Linked DNA regions of Homo sapiens: region 2 is linked to region 1. Evidence: chromatin loops called from intact Hi-C (ENCODE). Cell type or tissue: heart right ventricle. All regions are shown on one strand.

Region 1 (5,000 bases):
CAAACTATAAAACTCTGATGCAGCCATGAAAAACTGATGAAAATGTTTGTGGTCAACATTAAGATCTTGCTTTCTCTCATTTAAACTGTACCTCAACTGCAAATACATCAAATGGGAATCTTCAAAACTTGAAAATAGGATTGTGATGGAGGTGCTTATATTTTATCTCTTTTTCAAACTTTCTGTAGTATTTGGTCTTTTTTATAGCATTTTTAGCATGGTAATAAGTGCGATGACAATGAGACAATTCTGGCCAATGGCCCTACTTAGAGAACTTTGACAACTACAGAAAATATTTCCATGCATAACCAAGGCACCGTGTCCAGTTTGCTTACTTTGAATTACGAAATGTATGATCCCCAGGAAAATTAGGATGGCACTATGAGGACCAGAACACAAAGTAGGAAGTACTTAAACTCCTCACCAACTTCTAGAAGGAATGAGATTAGGGCACAAGCTACACTCAGAGTTGATTCAAATGTAAATGCTCTGCTTCCTCTCAAACAATGATAAACTCCCTCAGAGTTAATAGTTTCTCCCTAAGAGATTCATCTCTCTTTTCAACTTAAAGGTATGTTTTGGAGAAAAGGAAGAAACACATGGTGGGGCTTAGAGCAAAACCTTTTAAATTCTTTGTCATAAAAGCTGCAGAGTAAACTACATTTCCTTTACTAATCCTTCGAACACTTGTTAAACTCGAGTGTGCTGACAAATTTGCCACTGCAATCACATTTTGGTTTCTAACAAGTTAAAAAAAAAAAAAACAACTTTGGTTGTACTAAATTGTATTACCATCTTCCTTGAACACCAAGTGAGAATTTATGCTGCCTTCGCAAACTGTTGAAAGAGGCACTCCCTAGGGAGAAATAACTTTTGGCACATTGCATAGCAAAGCTAAAGTTACAAAAGCAGGCTAAAATATCTCTTTCACCACACATATATTTTTCTCTCTCTCCCCAAAGCTTAAACATGCTATGTCCTCTATAGGAAGCTGAGTATGGGCACAAGAACTATATCCGAAGATCCTGACTTTAGGTTCATAGTCTGGAAAAGTTTTAAATTAAATATATGAGATTTTTTTTTTAAAGGACTGTTTCCATGTCATTGAAAATATATTAACAAAACTCCATATTGCTTCACTCAAAAAAAAAAAACACACAGAAAATCATTATCGAGAGTTTCAAAGACTCTATAGTCCTCTACACTATGAAAAATAATATAGCTGTCCTTTTGTGCCAAGAAGCTAAAAGAGTGGAAAACAATGATTTGATGTGACAGAAGAAAGAAAACTAACCAGGCACTGTTAATTATTTTATGATTAGTATTTTATTTAATCCTCATGGCAATTCTAAAAGATAAGCATTATCCAAGTTTTATTTGCAAATGAGAAAATTCAACCAAAAAAAGATGAATAATTTCCCCAAGGTCAGATCACTATTAGTTGCAGAGCCATAATTAAAACCCAAGTCCAAAGCTCTTCCTGCTGTATACACACACTGCTTCTGCTAGAGGAGAGGGTGGGGAAACAGCTTTTAGTGACACAAATTCCCATGATTCCAGACCACAGGGCAGTTTCCCAGGGGTGGCAGAAAAAGCCTAAAATGTAAAAAGTACAGGCTGACGCCGAGGCCCGGGGTAAATGCCTCATTGTACTGTGGGAAGTCTGATGGACACTTGGTAAATGGGGAGGAAAAGGCATTCCTCGCCCAGGGAGACGAATGTGAGAGCGCCTTCCTTTAAACTTTTCGTCCTAAGCACGTCTGCTCATAGAAAAGGCAGAATAACATCTTCCAGAAAAATCGCGGGAGAGAAAACTGCAGCAGAACTCCTGCCGCTAATATAAATGCCCTCCCCCTAGACCTACCCATGAATTTCCATTAAAAAAACAATACAGCAAATGGAGTAGCCATTCAACCTACTGGAAATGAGATATTTATCAACAATAAAACTGTGGAGATGAATCAAAATATCTAGGTTCTCTGCAATCAGTTGGAATTGTGTCAACTCATTTATTGGTCCAACAAATACACACTGAGTGCCTACTACATTCCAGTCACTGTTCTAGGTGCTGGGGACACATCAGTGAACCAAGTAAATGATCCTTGCCCTCTTGGAGCTGATATTCTTAGACTGAGCATGACTGTACAGGGTCCCTACATACTAATCAGAACCTGAGTCATATTTTTGATTAATAAAAAGAAAATTAAATATCCCTCCATAGCTTTGCAGATGCTCTTCCTTCTGCTGGAATGTCCTCACCCATCCCCAGCACCTTTCGCATTTATAATAAATATTGCTGAATAAACTGTGTAATTAAAAAAAAGCTTTCAAAACAAGAAGTGAAAAATGTAGCAGTGGTCAGCTCTAAATCTAAATCTCAACTTCAATTGGGTCTAGACCTGAGCTTTGATCCTGCAGCAGGCCCCACGAAGCCTAAATAAAACCCAAGTCAACTCAATTTCCATTCAGCAAAAACAAGAGAAATTAGGTCAGCTTGTTCCAGGGTCCACCCCAGGGATTAAGAACTTTTTTAAAGCCTAAACTGGACTTGCTGGGGCTGTTAGAGGTAAGAAAGAAACCTAAAGCAGCATTCCCAAGGCCCTGGGCCTGGAACTGCCTTAGGACTGGTCCCAGGGCCCCTCCACCATGTGTGCAGAATGAGAAGGCTCAGAATGAGGAGGACAGGATCAGGGGATGTCCCCCCAGGGCAGACTCCTGATGATCCTCAATTTCCAGTTTGAAGGATCAAAACAAATTTCATGTTTTTCTTCATGATAGTTCAAACTGAGAGAAACTCTGTGCCATGCCCTGTGCTTAATTCTTTAAATACTGTGTTTCTGAATCCTCAAATGTGATGATAATATGAGATATTATCATCATCCCCATTTATCCCCATTTTACAGCATAGGGAACTAAAACAAGGAAGGAAATTAAGTAATTTGCCCAAAATTACACAGGGATATGTCCTAAGTAGGGGAGCCAGAATTTTGACCCACATGACCTGACTCTAGAAACCATCCTCTAAACCAAATTTCTCTAACTATATTTTGGGGGCATTTTGGGGGGATGTATTTCCGTTAACCAAAATACTAGAAAGAGGAAATGAATGTTCCACTTAGCACTTAGCTGATTTTCTACTTCCTGGACGGCCATGATGAAAATATTTTTCATTTTGGTCTGTGTATAAAATCTTTCCCAAATACTTTTGTCACTTTTCCTTTCATGGTAAGCACAACCTAACAAACCAATGGAAAATGTGCTTTATGTTCAAGAAGTCAATTCTATCATTCTGAGTATCAGGATCATTACTGCGAGGACAGAAAACTGGGCTAAATACACACAAACTTTAGACCATATTCCAGAAATGGGTTGTTTTAATACATTTCTAATCCTAGCTTATTTTCTCAGCATCTGGCTCTTTCTCACAAGTAGACAGTTTAAATAAAAACTCTGGTAGCTGAGGATTGATCACTGGGTTCTTGTTAAACTGTGACACATAAGTGGAAGAAAAAAATATATAGGTTGAATTATTCATGTGCCCAAAGTGTGTTTTTCTGGGAACAACTCAGAATTAATTCTACATTTTCTGAAAAAGAAAATTAGTCAGTTCAGGCAGTGTTCTTTTTATCAAGTTGTCATATCTTTCATATAGTAATAATGACTATCATTCTAATATTTGAATCCCTTCAAAAAGGAATTTACATAAATTCTATCACAAAAATTTCATTTCTTAATGATAGCACAATTTCCGGAAGTTGTGTTGTTTGATTTTGGTTTGGAGTTTAGGGTTTTTATGTTTTTAATTTAAGGGTGACGTTAAATTACATCACCACAAGAATGCTGGTTTGTACCACTTCCTGTGCTGAGCATTTTAGTACATATTATCTCTAATTTACAAAACAACCTGCCAAGTAGATAGAAGTCCCACTTAAACAATGGGCAAACCAGAATTTAGTTTAAATAGCTTTCCCAAAGTCAAACAATTAATGAGTGGCAAAAGAAATCTGAACCTAAGTCTGTTTGATTTCAAAGTCTACAGACTGGCCATTATACTGTTTTTATTACAAATTATTCAAAGATAATTAAGGACATTGTTATAATCTAGACAGCAATTTATCTGCATCTATCTTCTCCTCAAATAAGGCTTCGTGATAGCAGAAAATTCTAATGTCTAAGAACATATTAAAGGTAAGAAAACTGTCTTTAAATTGAGCAACTTATTAAAGTCTTCTGCTGGGCAAAGCAAGCTCACAGTGATATCTTCAGTAAAGCTTTCTTTTTCTAAAGAAAGCCTTTGAGCGGACTGCATGTTTTCAATGTAACATAAAGAAGGAAATGCAAAATGTGTTGTGAAATAATACCAACAGAAGTTCAAAAGCTAGAATGTAACTTCCTAAAGGTTTTTTTAAAAAAAGTCTTCTAAGCATTTAAAACATGAGGTCTAGTTCCTGTTTTATAGGGTGAACGTTCCACTCTCTACAGAGTCTAGCACAGTCTAAAGTGAACACTCAAAGAATAGGTGATTAATGATTTAGAAGTGTGATAATAAGACCTCGGGCATGTAGACTCCTGGGGAAATCAGTCTTACATGGCAGTTTTCAAGAAACCTGAAGATCGGTATTTTTAAGCATTAAAACTTGATTTAAATCATTTTAGTTATAAATGTTTCCAAGCTTCATTATTATCTCACTGCTTTTTTGGAAAGAATATTTTGAATCAAACATTTTCTTGATGGCTGCAGTAGACATCTGTTTTGGCGGCCCAGCATCCGTTCTCCCTTCCTCCAGTAATAGCACCAGATTTTCCTCTGAGGAACCACCCTGCCCCATTCTCAGGCTATAGGATCCAGGTGGTCCTGAACAGCTCCCCCAGTTCTCCCCCTGCTCCCCCAACACACTCCCTTATCCTCCAATCAACAACTCAAAAGTCATGGTTATTGGTTCATGAATGGGTACGTGATCCAAACAGGGCCTACTAGAGTCAGCCTTGGGACTATGGCT
Region 2 (5,000 bases), 680 kb after region 1:
TCCAAATCCTGTTTCTTCCTGGTCTGTATAATTATGAACAAGTTTCTCTGCCTCTCTGGACTTCAGTTTACTGAAATGAAAAGAGAAAATACTGGTACTTGTTTTATGTTACATTACATAAAATGGTATGGATAAAACACCAACCTTAGGGCCTTGCATGTAAAGTAAGCACTTAGTAACTAATCCTTCCCTCTCCCTAGCCTCTTTGAGTTAAAAATCCAAGGTTCTATTCTCAACTTTGCTAGAATCTTAATATTTTCATCTGCTAAATGGAGGCAACAGGGTCGGTCTGCTTTATAAAAAGCTGTTGTGAATTTGGAGTAAGAAACATACATAGCCTATGTTAGAGCTAGATGTATGCTGCTTGTTGGCTGGGAGGTCTCTTTCAATCTAATTTCAAGTTCTAAAATCTTTACAATCGCTTCTCTGCTGTTCCATGGTCAATGACAGTCTTTGGGTATTTCTATTTCCAATAATAACATCTCACATGTCTTTATTTCAGCTCATAGGTAGAGAACAAAGATCTGTCACTGGAATACAACACCAAATGTATTAATAGTTCGGCTGTTACCTCATTTTCACTGTCCTGGAGGTGTGAAAAGAAAGCAACATACTTTACTTTTCATTTAAAGGGCCACATGTCTTAAAGATTTACATCTTGCCAATCTCTTGTTCTGAAATTCAAAAGCTCATCGGCCAAGCACAGTGGCTCACACTTGTAATCCCAGCACTTTGGAAGGCTGAGGAGGGCAGATCACCTGAGATTGGGAGTTCAAGACCAGCCTGACCAACATGGAGAAACCATGTCTCTACTAAAAATTCAAAATTAGCCGGGCGTGGTGGCACATGCCTGTAATCCCAGCTACTCGGGAGGCTGAGGCAGGAGAATTGCTTGAACCCGGGAGGTGGAGGTTGCGGTGAACTGAGATGGTGCTATTGCACTCCAGCCTGGGCAACAAGAGCAAAACTCCATCTCAAAAAAATGTTCATCTTCTTCCTCGACCCCACCCAGAGTAACAAAATACGTATATGATAGAAATCTACTATGTGTTACATACTGTTCTCTGAGGTAAAATCACTCATGAGTAAAGTATTAGTATCACTCCCATTGAACAGATGGATCTAAGGCTCACAGAAATGAAGTATTTTGCTGGAAGAGACAGAAACTAAAGAGCAGAATCAGGGTTGGAACCCACACTATCAGACTGTAAGACCAGACTTCTTTCTACTACTACTATGTATGCATCCTAGTGGAGAAACATAAGATACTTTTAGGTGGTGCATAAACTCTTAATTATACATTCTTAATTATTAATTATTCTTAAATTATACATTTATTCTGATGTGCAACTCACATGGCAAAATGTTAACAATTGGTGAATTTGGGTAAAGGGCAGATGAGAATTCTTACTACTGTTGCAAATTTTCTGTAAGCTTGAAATTACTTCAAAATAAAACAGAACAAAGTTTTAATGAGGTGGTAAAGAATTGCCTTTAAAAATTAACTTTGATTTTTAAAAGTTATTGAAAGACTAATATAAACAGCAGTACCCATTTAGAGATGATAAAATCGGTCAAGATGCCATGAAACCACCTGAAGTGTGGAAATCAATACAATGTGCCACACTGCCTCTGTTAAAAACAAAAACTTGGACCATATTTTCAAACTTATAATGTTCTTGCACATATGTATGTTATCTCATGTGATCCTCACAACCACCTTGGAAGGTGTATTATTCTCCCACGCATTTTTGAGATGAGGAAACAGAGCTCAGAGAGGTAAAGAGATTTGCTCAGGGAAGAACTGACAGAGCTGGAGTTTCCATTTAGATCTTCTGATTCTAAAGCTGTACTTGTTCCTTGATGCCATACTGAACTAACAAGTTTTTCAGCAGGGCTAAAATCTATTTGGCAGTGATTTGATTAAAAAGAACAAATGGCTCCTGTGTGCAGTATTACAGGAATGGTTCTGCTGTAACTCTTATCTAAGTCTAAGAAAGAGAATGGCCCTAGCCATGGCTCTTCTATCTTCTCAGAAGGCACCACAAACACTTTTTCTGCTTTGGAACTCATATGCCTACCATTCTTCATTTGCTTGGGCTTAGGCAGTCAACAAAACCCAGAAACCATAAATAACAAAGCTAACTACATCAAAGCTCCACTCAAAACCTGTCGGTGGTGCCTTTGGTTCATGGGCCAAATCTAAGCTCCTTAGCATGGCATTCAAGACCATCTATCATCTGGTTCTGGTGGGACCCCTCATCCTCATCTCTTGCCATAAATGCTATACCCTACATGTAGATAACTATTTGTTAGTCTTTAAACATGCTATTCTGTTTTACATAGTTCTGTCTCTGCATATGTTGCCTGTACTCAGAAAGAAACTTAAAGTGGAAAAATCTGGCAACATCACCTTCCCTAAGTGACATCATCATAACCAAGTGATTCAAGTTAATATCACCAATAATGGGTATACACTTACATCATGTGCTCTTGATATTATGGTCTAAGAAGGACACAACATCATTTCTATGGCATTCTTGCGAAAAATGCATAACCTGCATGTATTCGTGAGGAAACTGACAAGCCCAAATTAAGGGATATTCTACAAAATACATGACCTATTTGCTTCAAAATCGACAATGTTAATAAAGACAAAGAAAGACTGACGAACTATTTCAGATTAAAAGAGACTGAAAAGACATAAAAACTAAATGTAATGTGATTTCCTGAAGTGGCTTCTAGATCAGAGAAAATAAAATTGCTATAAAGGACACTGAGATGACTGGCAAAAATTGAATAAGATCTGCTAATAAGATAGTACTGTGTCAGGTTAAATTTCCTGATTTTGATAACAGTACTGTGATTGCTAGAAATAAAAGGAACACTGCCTATGCCTCACTCTCAAATGGCTAAGAAGGTGCGTACATGCAGGCACACACACACTTACTTACCTGTGGGAAGTGGGGAAGGTGGAAGAGAGAGACAGAAAGAAGAGCAAGGGGGAGGGGGGAGGGAAAATAATAAAACAAATAGCATGATAAAGCAAATGTGGCAAAATGTTAACAATTGGTGAATTTAGGTAAAGGGCATATGGGAATTATTACTACTGTTGCAACTTTTCTGTAAGCTTGAAATTATTTAAAAATAAAACAGAACAAAATTTTAAAGTCTTAATTTAAAAACAAACAATCTTTTGGCAGGCATATGCTCATGCCTATAATCCCAGCACTTTGGGAGACTGAGGCGGGAGGATTGCTTGAGCTCAGTTTAGCTCAGCTGAACTTGATCCTCAGTTCAAGAGCTGCCTGGGCAACATGCTGAAAACTTGTCTCTACAAATTTTTTTGGTATAATAAAATGTAAAAAAAAAAGTTCATAAGGAAAATGTAAGAAATGTAAAAAAAATGTTTGTAAGGAACACGAACTTTGATTTCTTTAAGATTCTGCTCAAATGTTATCCCTCCTTGAGATTTCTCAGTGCTTCATGCAGACCTCTGTGTTGTGTCCTGGGGCACTTTTTACCCTGGTAAAGTGATATGGCGATGCCACAGGATCACTGCCTCACAATGCCATTCTGCAAACATCACCTCCTCCAAGAAGCTTTCCTTGACCTTTATACTTTTGAACTAGTTAGCAAGTTATGAGACCACAGAGTTAAGGAAATTTTTTATTTTTTCACAGTTACTTAACTAACATGACACCCACCCCCACCACCCGCCACGAAGCTGACTGTATCCTCATTTCTCCTCTGACAATATTTTCCCCATCCCACTTCCTGCCATGGCCCTCCATCACAGTCAATCCATCTAACCAGGGAGCATCCTATCACTACTGAGTTATTTGCTGAAGGACCAACAGAAAAGTAGGACTTGATCATGGCCCTTGAGGGGCTCATTGTCTAATAATGAGGGAAACAGATGAGTGAACAGAGAAAGATAACACAAGATGACCAGGGTTATGGCAGAAGGCATGCAAAAAAGCTGTGGAAGCACAGGAGGGTTATCTGGTGGGGGATGGTGTCAGAGAAGGCTTCTTAGAGGATGTTACAAATAAACGCTGAACCTTGAAGTCAGGAGTAGAAGAAGGGGTGGATGTTTAAACCCCCTCTTCTTCCAGGCAGATGAAACCACATGTGCAAAACAGGAAACATCACTGGGTTTTTGAAGAACTAGGATGGAATGCAGATTGTGAGTGGGGAACACCAAATGGAGAAGGAAAGGGATCAGGTGGCTGATGCCAGTGTCAGAGGGGCCTTGAAAATCACCTTAAGGAGCCTGACTTTATCCCGAAGACTGCAAGATGGGTAAGGAACATACATGGGGGATACTAGTGCAGTAGTGGGGATGGACAGACAGGGCCCAGTCTCCATTCACCACCCTTCTTTAGATCTTCCTCATTGCTTTGCTAAGGAGTTTTCTGACCAGCCAACTTTCAGGTCTGAAAAGATACTCAGTTCCATATCCAAAGATGGAGAACAACAGAGAGCTGTCTTGCACATAGGTGAAAAAGCCCCAGCCACAAATGGCAGCTGCATTTTTTTAATAGTTAATTTTTTAAATTTTGAGGTAAGTTTAGACTTTATACAAGAGTTGCAAAAATAGTATGGAGAGTTCCCATACACCCTCCTCCTTTTAACAATGGACATAATCATGTCTAGTCATCAAAACTAGGAAATTAACCTTGGTACAATACTATTAACCAAAGTACATACTTTATTTTGATTTCTCCAGTTGTTTCACTGATATCTTTTGTTCCAGAACACAATCCAGGGGCCCACATTGCATTTAGCTGTCATGCCTTCATAGTCTTCTCCAATCTGTGACAGCTCAGTCTTTCCTTGTTTTTTTGTGACTTTGACACTTTTCAAATGGGTATTTTGTCAAATGTCAGTTATTCTGAAGAATGTCCCTCAATATGGGCTTGTTTGTTTTCTCAGGATTAGATTGAGTGAACTTACCTCTCTGTGTGTGTATATGTGTGACCTTCTCAGTGTTTCAT

Evidence for each region. Peaks named below come from ENCODE experiments on the same cell type or tissue, not always from the same donor. Only the 100,000 strongest peaks of a DNase experiment are listed, where the experiment ranks them.
Region 2: it touches region 1 in a loop (15-fold over the local background); 1 of 110 quality-filtered maps calls a loop at or near these places.

The regions. Positions count from the first base shown.
Region 1 is chr9:123,862,848-123,867,847 of GRCh38, forward strand. The region is part of intron 2 of DENND1A (DENN domain containing 1A); the gene reads right to left. Among named protein-coding and RNA genes, the nearest start is that of DENND1A, 65 kb to the right of the region's middle. RefSeq lists enhancers at 22-564, 565-1,106. In heart right ventricle, no CTCF peak of the experiment used is centred here; a DNase peak (open chromatin) is centred at 2,544; H3K27ac peaks cover 2,331 bases.
Region 2 is chr9:124,545,140-124,550,139 of GRCh38, forward strand. All of the region lies in intron 3 of NR6A1 (nuclear receptor subfamily 6 group A member 1), which reads right to left. Among named protein-coding and RNA genes, the nearest start is that of NR5A1, 40 kb to the left of the region's middle. In heart right ventricle, no CTCF peak of the experiment used is centred here; no DNase peak of the experiment used is centred here.